3 separate regions of the Homo sapiens genome follow, and regions 2 and 3 are each linked to region 1. A link is a contact called in ENCODE Hi-C or POLR2A ChIA-PET data. All regions are on one chromosome and are shown on one strand. Each heading gives the region's core, a stretch centred on a gene start or an enhancer-like site at or near the end of the contact. The rest is flanking DNA. Distances are from core to core; before and after follow the strand shown.

Region 1 (4,102 bases), core at 1,232-3,731:
TTTATATTTGTACAGTTCTTTATTTGGATGCTATAAAATATTCTCATAAACTTGATCTTTTTATTTTTAATCTTCTCAACAACCTTGTGAGGCAGGTGAGGTAGAAACTTAATGGCACAAATAGTGGATGACATCTATAGTGTATCATTACATGGCAGTATTGTACTAAACACCATATATTGGTATTGCATTGAATTCCCAAGCAACTATTGGAAGCAGGAACTACTGTTATCTTTTTTTTTTTTTTTTTTTTGACATATGAGCAAACTGAGGCTGAGGGTAAGGAAGTAACTTGCTCAAAGTCACTCAACTAACTGGTAAGCCTGGGATTAGAAACCAGATCTGATTATAAGGCTAGAGTTTTCCATTAGGCTAAAATGCATATGTGAAAGCACTTTGGGGAAATAAAGCTTAGAAATGTGAACAAATGGGCCAAGTGCAGTGGCTCATACCTGTAAAACCAGCACTTTGGGAGGCCAAGGTGAGAGGATTGCTGGAAGCCAGGAGTTTGAGACCAGCCTGGGCAACATAGCAAGTCTCTGTCTCTACAAAACAATAAAAATAAAATAAAAAATGGTCGCAAACACCTGTAGTTTTAGATACTCCAGAGGCTGTGGTGTGAGGATCACTTAACCCCAGGAGTTTGAGGCTGCAGTGGGCTATGATCAAGCCAGTGCTCTCCAGCCTGGGCAACAGAGCGAGACACTGTCTCACACACACACACAAAAAAGACAATATAGTATTATAGAAGCAGACTTTAAGATGAGGAGAAAGTAAAAGGAAAAATAAAAATAAATTTTTAAAGATTTGCACAAATGGAATAAGTTTTTTTTTTGGAGACGGAGTCTCGCTCTGTTCCCTAGACTGGAGTGCAGTGGTACAATCTCAATCTCGGCTCACTGCACTCTCTGCCTCCCGGGTTCAAGAGATTCTCCTGCCTCAGCCTCCCAAATAGCTGGGATTACAGGTGCACACCACCATGCCTGACTTTGTATTTTTAGTAGAGACAGGGTTTTGCCATGTTGGCCAGGCTGATCTTGAACTTCTGACGTCAGGTGATCCACCCGCCTTGGCCTCCCAAAGTGCTGAGTGCTGGAATTACAGGTGTGAGCCGAGCCACTGCACCTGGCCTTTTCTTTTCTTTTCTTTTTTTTTTTTTTTTTTTAGACAGAGTCTCATTGTGTCTCCCAGGCTGGAGTGCAGTGGCACGATCTTGCCTCACTGCAACCTCCACTTCCCGGGTTCAAGCAATTCTCGTGCCTCAGCCTCCTGAGTAGCTGGGACTACAGGCACACAACGATGACACCCCACTAATTTTTTGTATTTTTAGTAGAGATGGGGTTTCACCATGTTGGCCAGGCTGGTCTCGAACTCCTGACCTCAGGTGATCCGCCCACCTCAGCCTCCCAAAGTGCTGGGATTACAGGCGTGAGCCACCGCACCCAGCCTGAAGAAGTTTTTATTATAGCAAATCCCAGTTATACATCTTTTTACTTGGAAAAAATTATGGTGGACATTAATAATTAGACAAAACACTTTGGCTTGTTGTAAGTGAAGCTAGCCATTGTAAATTCCTAAATACTAGAGTAACATAAGGAAATGAATAATTTAGAAAGATCAGTAGGACAGCGGTATACAAAATGGTTGGAGCACAGGAATTCCAATTGGTGTGGGGAAGGAAGAAAGGATTAAGAACCATAATTAGAAAGCCGCTGCAATAAGGTAACTGAGTGGCAACTGGACCCAATGGTAGTGGCCGACTTTTCTTTTTCTTGTTAAATATAGATTTTGTTAAAATTTTGAAAAATGCAAAAAAAATTGAAAAATGCAAAAATAGGAAAATAAATCACCCATTATTCCAGTACTGAAGTAAATGGTGTCAATACACTAGTTTCAGTCCGGGCTTTGTGGTTCATGCCTGTAATCTCAGTCCTTTGGGAGGCCAAGGCCAGAGGATCACTTGAGGACAGGAATTCAAGACCAGCCCACAAAATAACGAGAGCAATATAATGAGACCCTGTCTCTACAAGAAAATTAAAAAAAAAAACAAAAAATTAGTCGGCTGTGGTGGCACGCACTTGTAGTCCAGCTACTTGGGAGGCTGAGGCAGGAGGATCACTTGAGGCAGGAGTTTGAGGCTGCAGTGAGCTATGACTGTGCCACTGCACTCCAGCCTGGGCAGCCGAGTGAGACTCAGTCTCTAAAAGGAAAAAATAAGTAAATAAATAAATGTGTGTGTGTGTGTGTGTGTATACACACACAACAATTTAAAGGTGAAAACATTAATAGGGCTTGGTAACTATCCAGACACTGGCCGGAGCCAAACCAGCCTGGCCAGCCAACTGTCCCGCCCCCAAAAAGCACAGGTTCATGTCTCTATGGTTGTTCCAGCGCCGGAACATGAGGATGTACTCTCTTCTTTTGCGGAACTCTATGGTCTGAGGACGCCGCTGTAACCCCGGAAGCAATCCTGAGAGGTCGGGACCGGCAAGATGGCGGCGCGGACAGCGTTCGGTGCTGTGTGCCGGCGCCTCTGGCAGGTACTGGATTGGCTAGGGAGACTAGGAGGGCTGACCGGGATAGTTGCTTTTAAGTTTCCCTGCCACCAGCCGCTCTGCCCATCAGGATTTTTCCTGATATTTATCCCTCACCTCGCGCCGTTTACAGGAAAGTGACGAGAAAGGGGCTAGTTTTATCAGAATTCTCTCATGGAATTAAATATAAGTTAGTGAGTCCAGGCAAAGATAGGAACAAGAATAATCGTAGAATGTCAGAGCTGGAAAAGATTTTGTACTTCGTATGTTCCAAAACCCCTCCTTTCACGCTTGCAAAATAAACTGAGGCTCAGAGAAGACAGGAAATTTGCCTCGCGAAAATTAGAGGCTGAGCTGGTGCAAGATATCAGACTCTTCCCATGGAACTAAATTGAGATGCTTTCCTGGCATCCAAATTTAGATGAAGGTCTCAAGCCAGAGAAGTGGGTTAGATATCCTCTGCGCAGTTATTTGCAGGAGGAGCAAAAACTTTTCAGCAGCGGTTCTCCTGCTTTTTGGCCTTGGGACCACTTTACACTTTCGGAGTTCAGGACTCCAGAGAGCTTTTGTTTTTGTGGGTTTTTGCTATCTATATTTAGCTTTTTGGAAAATAAAACTTAAGAATATATATTGATTTAAAAGTAACACTAACTCATTACATGTTACAACTAATACTTTATGAAAAATATATTTTCTGAACAAACTGAGTAAGGAGCAGCAATGTTTTACATTTTTGCAGCTCTCTTTAATTTCTGGCTTAATAAAAGCTAGATTCAAATCTGCTTCTGTATTTAATCTTTTCCTATATCACACCTCAGGCTGTCACGGGAAAACTTCACTGTACACTGGTAAGAGAATGAGTGGAAAAGTTGTAAATGACGTTTTGGTTTTATGAAAATAGTTTTGATTTCCCGGATCCCCTGAAAGTGTCTCAGACCCCACAGACGTCCTCAGACTACACTTTGAGACCACCGTTTTTGTTTTTGTTTTTGTTTGGAGACGGAGTTTCGCTCTTGTCGCCCAAGCTGGAGCGCAATGGCACGATCTCGGCTCACTACAGCCTCCACCTCCCGGGTTCAAGTGATTCTCCTACCTCAGCCTCCCGAGCAGCTGGAATTACAGTCATGCGTCACCATGCCCAGCTAGTATTTGTATGTTTAGCAGAGACGGGGTTTCACCATGTCGGTCAGGCTGGTCTCGAACTCCTGACCTCAAGTGATCCGGCAGCCTCGGCCTCCCAAAGTGCTGGGATTACAGCCTTGAGCCACCGCACCCGGCCTGAAAACCACTGTTCTTGAGAAAAGTCAGATGGTATTAGAGATTGAAATTTTTGAACTGCTTTATTAAGACAAATTTACCCAGACAGCCCTCCCTTCCAAACCACCACTCCCCCAACACACACACACACACACACACACACACTCTCTCTCTCTCTCTCTCTCTCTCTCAAGAAATACAAAGAAAAAATGCAATTTAAAAACTTCTTGGCCGGGCACGGTGGCTCACGCCTGTAATCCCTACACTTTGGGAGGCCGAGGTGGGCGGATCACGAGATCAGGAGATCAAGA
Region 2 (4,421 bases), core at 742-3,241, 280 kb after region 1:
ACTAATAAGCCACTTTCACTCTCTAGTTGGCAGAGTTGTTTTGAAAAATAGATATGTAATGATGGTGGAAAAGATTGGTTTAACTATTCAGCAGGAAAATTTGGCAATTAGAAGTGTATCAAAAGCCTTAGAATGTTTCATAACCTTAGATTGGGAAATTCCACTTCTAGAAATTAATTCACTTCTAGAAATAATCATGAGTGTGCACAAAGATATTACCACAAAAATATTTTACAGTATTATGTCTAATAGAGAAGAACTAGAAATAATTTAAATTTCCACCAATACAGGTTTGCCAAAATACATTTTGTACATTCACCTAATGGTATATTATGTCCCTATTACAAATTATGTCCTAGAATATTTAATAGCATGGAAAAGTGTTAACAGTATTTTTTTAATGAAAAAAGCTTACAAAACAGTTTGTGATGATTCCATTTAAAATGTGTGTTTATTCATAGAACAAAGATTAGAAAAATAAACATTGATATATTAAAGGGTTATTTCATGGCAAATTGCAAATGATTATTTCCTTTTTTTGTGGCTTATTTGTATTTTTGAAGTTTTCTACAATGTAAAAGAATATTTTATGATATGAAAACTACAATACAATTTATAATATAAGAAAGAATAATTCGGCCGGGAACGGTGGCTCACGCCTGTAATCCCAGCACTTTTGGAGGCCGAGACCGGCGGATCACGAGGTCAGGGGTTCAAGACTAGCCTGGCCAACATAGTGAAACCCCATCTCTACGAAAAATACAAAAATTAGTCAGGCATGGTGGTGCGTGCCTGTAGTCCCAGCTACTCGGGAATTGCTTGAACCCGGGAGGTGGAGGTTGCAGTGAGCCCAGATCGCACCACTGCACTCCAGCTTGAGCAACAGAGTGAGACTTCGTCTCAAAAAAAAAAAAAAAAAAAAAAAAGAATAATTAACAGAAAATGGTTAGACACTTCCTTAGTGTCTCCTAAGTCAGGAGGACCCCAGTAGGGCAGGGATCCTCATGGCCTCCTCCCATTTGGAGCATTATTGGAGGTCTTTTTCGGCCTCTTCGTCAAGTGGAATCTAGCTTCCGGTAAAACTACAAAGTAACCAAAAGTTTGGGAGGTGGAAGAAATGCAACCGGTAGATCTCACAGAGTCTGTGCAAGAAACTGATTCAATGAGAATCTAGTTTCTCCGTCCACAGTTTCTCCAAACAGAAACTAAGGCCGACTTTAGGGGCTTGTCCAAACCTAGGCAAGCAACTTAACAAGGTGAGGCCATGACTCCATGGCCTTTCCGTTCTGTTATATGCTGACTTAGACTAAAGCTCTCATACTTTAAAGTGCACAGAAATCTAGTTAAAATGCAGATTCTGATTCAGGTTAGGGGTGGGCCTGAGAGTCTGCATTTCTAACCAGCTCCCAGGCGATGACCACGCACGGGACAGGTCTGGGATCACAGTTTAACTAGCAATGGTGTAGAACACAGAATCTGCAGCAAGAAGGCCAGCTTCCCAATCCTAGCTCTGCCACGGACCAACTGAATGACAGTTGCCTCGGTTTCCGAGTTTTCGTGAAGATGTAGTGAGTCATTACATCGTGAGGCTTTCGAGCAGCGTTCACTAAGAACTAGCTCTGACATTATTTATCGCATTCCTTAGAGCAAGCAGCCGGTGAAGTAGGGTTTGACGAATGAATAAGTGAATGAATGACCTTTGGAGAAAAATTGTTTCCTGGGTGACTAGAGTCCGAGAAGCAAAATGGGAGGGCCCGTGGGTGGGTAGGAGGCCCACCTCCTAGAAAGTTCTCTGCACCCGGTGGTCCAGAGGGCCTGGAGTGCCCGGAAGCCGGCCGGCTTGCGCTCAGCGGCCCAATGGGGCCGCGGGAGGGAGGGGAGAGCGCTCAGCCAACCCTTTCCGTCCGGGGCGCCGCAGCCCCGCCCCTCGGAGCGTTGCGACGTCCGAGCATTCCACGGTTGCTACATCGTCGCGAGGGGCGGGGCGCCTGTCAGGGAAGCGGCGCGCGCGCGCGGGCGGCGGGCGGGCTGGGGATCCGCCGCGCAGTGCCAGCGCCAGCGCCAGACCCGCGCCCCGCGCTCTCCGGCCCGTCGCCTGCCTTGGGACTCGCGAGCCCGCACTCCCGCCCTGCCTGTTCGCTGCCCGAGTATGGAGCTGCTGTGTTGCGAAGGCACCCGGCACGCGCCCCGGGCCGGGCCGGACCCGCGGCTGCTGGGGGACCAGCGTGTCCTGCAGAGCCTGCTCCGCCTGGAGGAGCGCTACGTACCCCGCGCCTCCTACTTCCAGTGCGTGCAGCGGGAGATCAAGCCGCACATGCGGAAGATGCTGGCTTACTGGATGCTGGAGGTACCGCCCGGACGCGTCCCCCTCCCCCACCGCTCCCGGGTCTGGACACACCGGGGCCGCCCTGTCGGGACATCCCGGTCCCCACAGCAATCTGCAGGATGCTCCGAGGCTAAGACTCCCGGGGCCTGGCCTTTCACTAGGGCACCCACGCCAGCTGCCTCCCTTGCTTTCCCGAGCCCTAATCGGCTCCTCCCGACAGTGACTGCCAGTCACTTGGCACCCTAACTGTGCCTCTCTTCGGGCCGAGCAAACGGGACCAAGGACACTCTCTCCCCTTCGGCTTCTCACAGCGTCTCCCGCTTCCCTCCGCCTCCCGGCCTTCTCCGGAGAGCGCGCCTGGAAAACCCTGGGCTCGGCCGCCCCCGCCCGGGAGCCGGTTCCTGTGTCTTTCGCGGGGTTCTGGCGGGGAAGGCGATGGGGGTGGCGCGCGCCCTGTTCCGGCCGACAGGGAAATGAAAAGTGCAGGAGGCAGCGGCAGGAGCCTCCTCCCTTCCCCTCGGGTGTGTGCAGTGGTGGCGGTGATGGGGGTGAGGTCCCAGCTCTCTGGCTACCATGGGTGACCCTTGCGTCCCACTTCCCCTCGCTGTGGGGGAGGGGAGTCTCCGTTTGGAATCCTCCGTGAGCAAGGGCTCCTTGGCTTTACCACTCCCCCGTCAAGGGGAGAGGGGAGGAGGCCGCGCAGAGGAAGTGGGGGGCGTCACCTTGGGGAGGGCGCATCCTCCTCCTTTATTGGTCCTTGTCTCTCTAAGTAGCTTACCCTCTCTGCCGTTTTTGCTCCCTATCCCACCTCACTTCAGCGCTCCCACCCCCCCGCTGCTGTGTTCCCCACGCTCCAGACCCAGCAGTGACTGTGCGCCCTCCCCCAGGTATGTGAGGAGCAGCGCTGTGAGGAGGAAGTCTTCCCCCTGGCCATGAACTACCTGGATCGCTACCTGTCTTGCGTCCCCACCCGAAAGGCGCAGTTGCAGCTCCTGGGTGCGGTCTGCATGCTGCTGGCCTCCAAGCTGCGCGAGACCACGCCCCTGACCATCGAAAAACTGTGCATCTACACCGACCACGCTGTCTCTCCCCGCCAGTTGCGGGTGCGTGTGTAACTCCCCCCACCCCCGACACGTATTGTCTCCCCACTTTCCAGGAAAAGGAAAGCTTGAGATATCAGAGGCTTTCTGCCCCCTGGAGAGGAAGCAAGGGGATCAGGACCTTTGGGAAAGGAATTGGGGTGGAACAAACGATGGGGCATTGTGGTGTGATGGTTAGTATCACTCCCGCCCAGGCTTGAGCTGCAGGCAGGCATTAAACCCCCTCCTCCTGACCTCCAGGGGATGCCACTCCTTCCTGGTCTTTCCCCCAGATAGCAACAAGTCAAATTGCATGTCTACACTCACTAGTACTTTGCCTCTGGGTTTACGCAGCCACCATGAGTTATTTATTGGCAGCAGAAGGGCATGCCTGCACACCCCCACTGGAGTAGGGGAGTGGAATGTGCTTCATGTGGGGGAGGGGGTTTTGCCTTGGTTGAGTCTTTATCCTCATGTGGACTTTGTGATAGAAAAGCCTCCCAGAGCCAATTAAAGCCAGGCCCTGATTGCTTTAAGGAAGGGCTGATGTATTTCATCCCACCTTCTTTGCTTCCTCTTATATCCCGGAAGAAACAGCTTCTTCCTAATCCTTCCTCGTCCTCATTCTGAGGAACTGGAGCAGCTGCTTTGGGCCTGGTGGAAACAGCTCCCTCTTCCCCCCTTAGCCCAAGGCCCAAGCTGAGGGACAGACAGGGAGGTGAGCTGCATCTGCTTCCGATGTGATAATGGTGCCCCCTCCCCTGGCCCGCCCTCTCTGACCAAGGTCTTTCATAACCCTGTGGGGAGCTGCTGTCACTCCTGTGGTTTGGGAAGTGGCTCCCTGGGCCTCTTGCTGGAAACTTGGGCTGGGCTCAGGCCGGGCAGGAAAGTCACCGGTTCTGTCCCGCCTCAGAAGGAGCCTGGGGAGGAGGCGGGGGAGCTGCTGGATCTGGAAGAGGTTATTTAGGACATGCAGATTGTCTCCTAGGGAGGCTGGGGGAGAGGGTGGGTGAGCT
Region 3 (4,240 bases), core at 885-3,384, 440 kb before region 1:
ACAACGCCCAGCTGAGATTTTTCCATTTAAAATATACCAACAGATTTTCACTTTTTTGCCTGGTTCTTAAAACTATGAATGGCCAGTACAGCAAAAAGTTTTATTCGATTTTTAGACTGTCCTATAAAGTCAGTTTGAGTTGTTCCATCTCCCTCTACCAGTTTACTGAGCATCTCTTGAAAAGTGTATGGAAGATATTAAAAGTAGGGTCCCTAGAAATAAACCAGATACTTGGTTTTCATAAATACATAGGAATTTAATAGCTTAGAAACTGTTAAATTTTCACCTGTTCCTCTCTAAAAACTAAAATCACATTCCACAGGTCTGCTAGAAGAAAATGATTAGAGTTTGGAAAGTATCTGGAAAACACTATGCAATTGCCTAGACTAAGTTTTCCTCCTTGATTTATTATTTCATTATCTTCAAAGCAAACTATTGCTTTGTAATAGTTGTCATGAGCCAAAACTTACTTGTTAAAAATATTTCTTGGAGGAAGCAGCAGAGGAATAACAGTATTACTCAAGCATTCACAAAGGGGGCAAAGGAATTCTCCGTTTTCTACATCATAGCTCGTATGTAAGCGTAATCTCTGTTGCCTTCGCTGTTCTTTAGCTTGAACGGAATCAAAATACCTTTACAATTAGAGAACATGAGGTATCAAAACAATGGTAATTTACATAAATGACAGCCATAAGCTTCAACATTTAAAATAATTTGTTTCCACAAATAGTTCAAAAATGAAAATCTTAAACTAAATTATTTTTAACATGATTTTTGAGTGATTTTAAAAATCCAAATGGATTAAAAGTTCTAAAAGAGTAAAATAAAAAAAAAGACTGCCATGTAAAAAAGCATTCACAAAGCAGCAACAAAAATTTCTTGGTGTCATTGTTCTCTTGCCACTTCCCCAAGGCTGGTGGCTATTTGTTTTTTTTTTGTTGTTGTTGTTGTTTTTGAGATGGAGTCTTGCTCTGTCGCCCAGGCTGGAGTGCAGTTGCACAATCTTGGTTCACTGCAACCTCCACCTCCCACATTCAAGCAATTCTCCTGTCTCAGCCTCCCAAGTAGCTGGGACTACAATGTGGTGGCTAGTTGTTAGGGGTAGTTCATGATAACTGGGTGAGCATAGTTCTAGAATAATAGTATTATTGATTTGTTGGTTTTGTAGAAGCATAGGAAACACCAAGGTAGAACAAATTCAGGACATCTCATCACAGGGAGCCATTACAATTTTGGGAAGTAACAAAGCAAGTACTAACATCTATGGAATCAAAAGTTGTCCACCCTGGACCCAAAGAAAGACAACATTACCCTTCTAGAGTTTATCCTACTGTAAAAACCCTTTTCTTCATCCACAGACTGATACAGATCCACTTCCTTCTTTGGAAGATATAGAAGAGACTTGGATATAAAGCTAAATTAAAAAACATATCTGACATACACTTTACATCTATGACAAGGCAAATAACTTTTGTTATTTATTAGGCAATGATACGGATTTTTTCAACATTTTTAGTTCTTTTCCTTTTTTCTAGAATGAAATTTCCTCTATTTAAAAAATATTGAGCCCTTAGATAAACTTCTCTTGACAAATATTAAGAATATACATTACCTTTGCCAACAATGGGCATGCATAATGTGCCCACAGCTACTAGTGTGTGTTCCACAAGACAGATCAGGGTGCATGAATAATGGATCATATTTTTCTGCATTACAAAACAAAACAAAACAAAACAAAAGTGAAGCATTTAATTTTCCTATAACAAATGTGTAACTTTAAATTGTAAAATCCTTGATAAAGACTTGAAATTTGAAATGAAATGCTAGTTTATTCCTCTGAGATACCAATTTATGCAACACCTTGGATTATTTAGAAAGTAGGACTCTCTAATTTTCACCACCCACAGCAAATTAATTAAACATTCTCAAATTGTTAAACTGAAATTAGAACTATGAATTTAAATATATCCAATCTTTTGAACATTTCACACTTTCAGGGTGCTGAGATATTCCAATTCCTCCCATTGTACCCTGAGCTCCAGGTAAAAGAGCTACTCTCTTCATGGGGCTGCCTTATGTGCGTTCAGGGCAGCTGGGTTAAAATGATCGCTAATAAAAAATGTTTTGGCAGTAACGGGGCGCCCCCTAGAGGACAGACTGCCTAACAACACTCATACAGCGAATAATCACATCAGAGCCAAAGTGACAACAAAAAATCTAAGCACAGACCAGATCAGATGGGGGGAAAAAAGGTAATTCAGAGTCTTCTGTCCTGGTGCTAATTTTTATATTCAAAGGGGATGAAAAATCATGAAAAACAAGATGGATGTCTGGCTTCTTTTGGAATTTTTGAATTCTTTATATAAATTAGTATAATCTTCGAAATTTCCTAACACTCTAGAAAGAACTACTTTTAATTTGCTTTAATAGTTTTAATTTGCTTTAACACTAGAACAGTGCAAATGTCAAAGCATTAAGAAAATCCACTTATAGCCAGCTAATGCTTTTTCTTCAGAAGTAATAAGTTAAATAAAATTAGCAACTTTGTCTTTGGCCTGGAATGAAATTTATAAAGCACCTAGTTTAAATATCTTTTTTTTTTTTAAGACAGTCTCGCTTTGTCGCCCAGATTGGAGTGCAGTGGCGCGATCTCGACTCACTGCAAGCTCTGCTTCCTGGGTTCACGCCATTCTCCTGCCTCAGCCTCCCGAGTAGCAGGTAACTGCCACCACGCCTGGCTAATTTTTTTTTGTATTTTTTAGTAGAGATGGGGTTTCACTGTGTTAGCCAGGATGGTCTTGATCTCCTGACCTTGTGATCTGCCTGCCTTGGCCTCCCAGAGTGCTGGGATTACAGACATGAGCCACTGCGCCTGGCCTTTTTTTTTTTTTTTAAAAACAAACAAACAAACAAACAAAAAAACCACACAGGGTCTCGCTCCGTTGCCCAGGCTGGAGGGCAGTGGTGCAATCTCGGCTCACTGCAACCTCTGCCTCCCAGGTTCAAGCAATTCTCATGCCTCAGCCTCTTGAGTAGCTGGGACTACAGGCGCGTGCCACCAAATTTGGCTAGTTTTTTTTTTGTACTATTAGTAGAGATGGGGTTTCGCCATGTTGGCCAGGCTGGTCTTGAACTCCTGACCTCAGGTGATCCACCTGCCTCGGCCTCCCAAAGTGCTGGGATTACAGGCATGAGCCACCATACCCAGCCTAAATGACCATTTTTAAAGATGAAGCAGACCAACCTTTCATAAGTAGGATGCAAAGACTTTCTTTACAGAGAGAAGGCAACTCTAAAAGTGGGCTCTCAAACCTCCTTTCACGCTGCAGTGTGAAAGGCACTGGTTAAAGCAGTGCTCTGGGAATTCCCAAGACACAGTTCCTACTCTCAAGAAGTTTACTGGGTATCGCTGAAGCACACGCACACAGAGCACAACCTACAAGCAGAGAAATAAATGTGTCTGTGGTGGACAAAATCATGTGCGGACTGGATCTCCCTGCTTTACTCCCTCAGTTGCTGAAAGAGGGCCCTCAACTGTCCTGCACGGTAATCTGTATCCCAAGAATCTGCTTTCTGGGGAACCCGATCTGTGGTGGTATTACTATTCTAAAACAATTTGGCTCAAGGATTGCCTCTTACATAGGTAACTCTCCATCACTGTTCTCAGGAGATTCCACTCAGGCTCTATCAATAAGACAAAACAATTATTATTTCAGTGTGTCAACAAATGACCAGGACTTTGCAAGTGTACTGAAGGATGGAAAAGACTGTGAAATGCCAAAGTATGTAATGTTACATCACAAAGAAAAGCTTTTCTTTGAATCCCTGCTATTTATCAGCTATGTGATTCAGGTGCAACTTTCTGGAGTGGTTCCACATCTGCCAAGTGGGGAATTCCTGCCTAAGTTACCTGCCAAAGATACCATCCAAGTCCATGGAGTTATTTTTAGGTTTAAAAAATCTCAACGTATCACCAACCACATTAACTGGCAGTTGTTATTAAAAGGGAAGATGAGGATCTAGCTATGACTTACCTGGATCTTGAATAAATTTACTTCTGTTTTTTGATAATACAGTTGATCTCTGAACAAATGCTGCCAAGACCATTGCCCTGCTTTCCACTTTAACTTCTTGCTCCTCTTGACACAATATACATGTAACGAATTGTCTTTGTTCAGGAACCTGAGTTTGTGCGGGGCCCAGTGCTGTAAGTGTCATATCTGAAGCCACAGGGCTGCAA

Evidence for each region. A loop is a pair of places that touch in the nucleus more often than their neighbours do. ChIA-PET counts read pairs that join two places held with the same protein, here RNA polymerase II (POLR2A). Pooled maps may share reads with other maps.
Region 2: a map of mammary epithelial cell shows a loop between it and region 1 (2.5-fold over the local background). The contact joins the promoter of CCND3 here to the promoter of MRPS10 in region 1. A Hi-C loop is called at or near these places in 4 of 168 maps with a recorded cell type or tissue (GM12878, K562, mammary epithelial cell and 1 more), 3 of 37 single-sample maps with no recorded cell type and 23 of 50 pooled maps. POLR2A ChIA-PET finds 5 or more read pairs at or near these places in 3 of 52 experiments (HEK293, HEK293T and activated T-cell).
Region 3: a pooled map shows a loop between it and region 1 (2.6-fold over the local background). The contact joins the enhancer-like site here to the promoter of MRPS10 in region 1. A Hi-C loop is called at or near these places in 3 of 50 pooled maps. POLR2A ChIA-PET finds 5 or more read pairs at or near these places in 2 of 52 experiments (GM12878 and K562).

What each region holds. Positions count from the first base shown.
Region 1 is chr6:42,216,240-42,220,341 of GRCh38, reverse strand. It overlaps MRPS10 (mitochondrial ribosomal protein S10), which reads left to right and starts at 2,481. Exons shown (of 7, transcript NM_018141.4): 1 at 2,481-2,540. The coding sequence starts at 2,493. RefSeq lists enhancers at 2,314-2,593, 3,165-3,766, 3,767-4,102.
Region 2 is chr6:41,939,378-41,943,798 of GRCh38, reverse strand. It overlaps CCND3 (cyclin D3), which reads left to right and starts at 1,991. Exons shown (of 5, transcript NM_001760.5): 1 at 1,991-2,347; 2 at 3,214-3,429. The coding sequence starts at 2,150. RefSeq lists a silencer at 1,843-2,292 and enhancers at 1,809-2,760, 2,803-2,932, 4,014-4,308, 3,889-4,421.
Region 3 is chr6:42,659,650-42,663,889 of GRCh38, reverse strand. It overlaps UBR2 (ubiquitin protein ligase E3 component n-recognin 2), which reads right to left. Exons shown (of 47, transcript NM_001363705.2): 30 at 4,035-4,234; 31 at 1,613-1,706; 32 at 471-632. Among named protein-coding and RNA genes, the nearest start is that of PRPH2, 61 kb to the left of the region's middle. Within about 2 kb of position 2,134, at least 3 of the 41 ENCODE cell types and tissues checked have a DNase peak (open chromatin) inside an H3K27ac peak, as active enhancers do.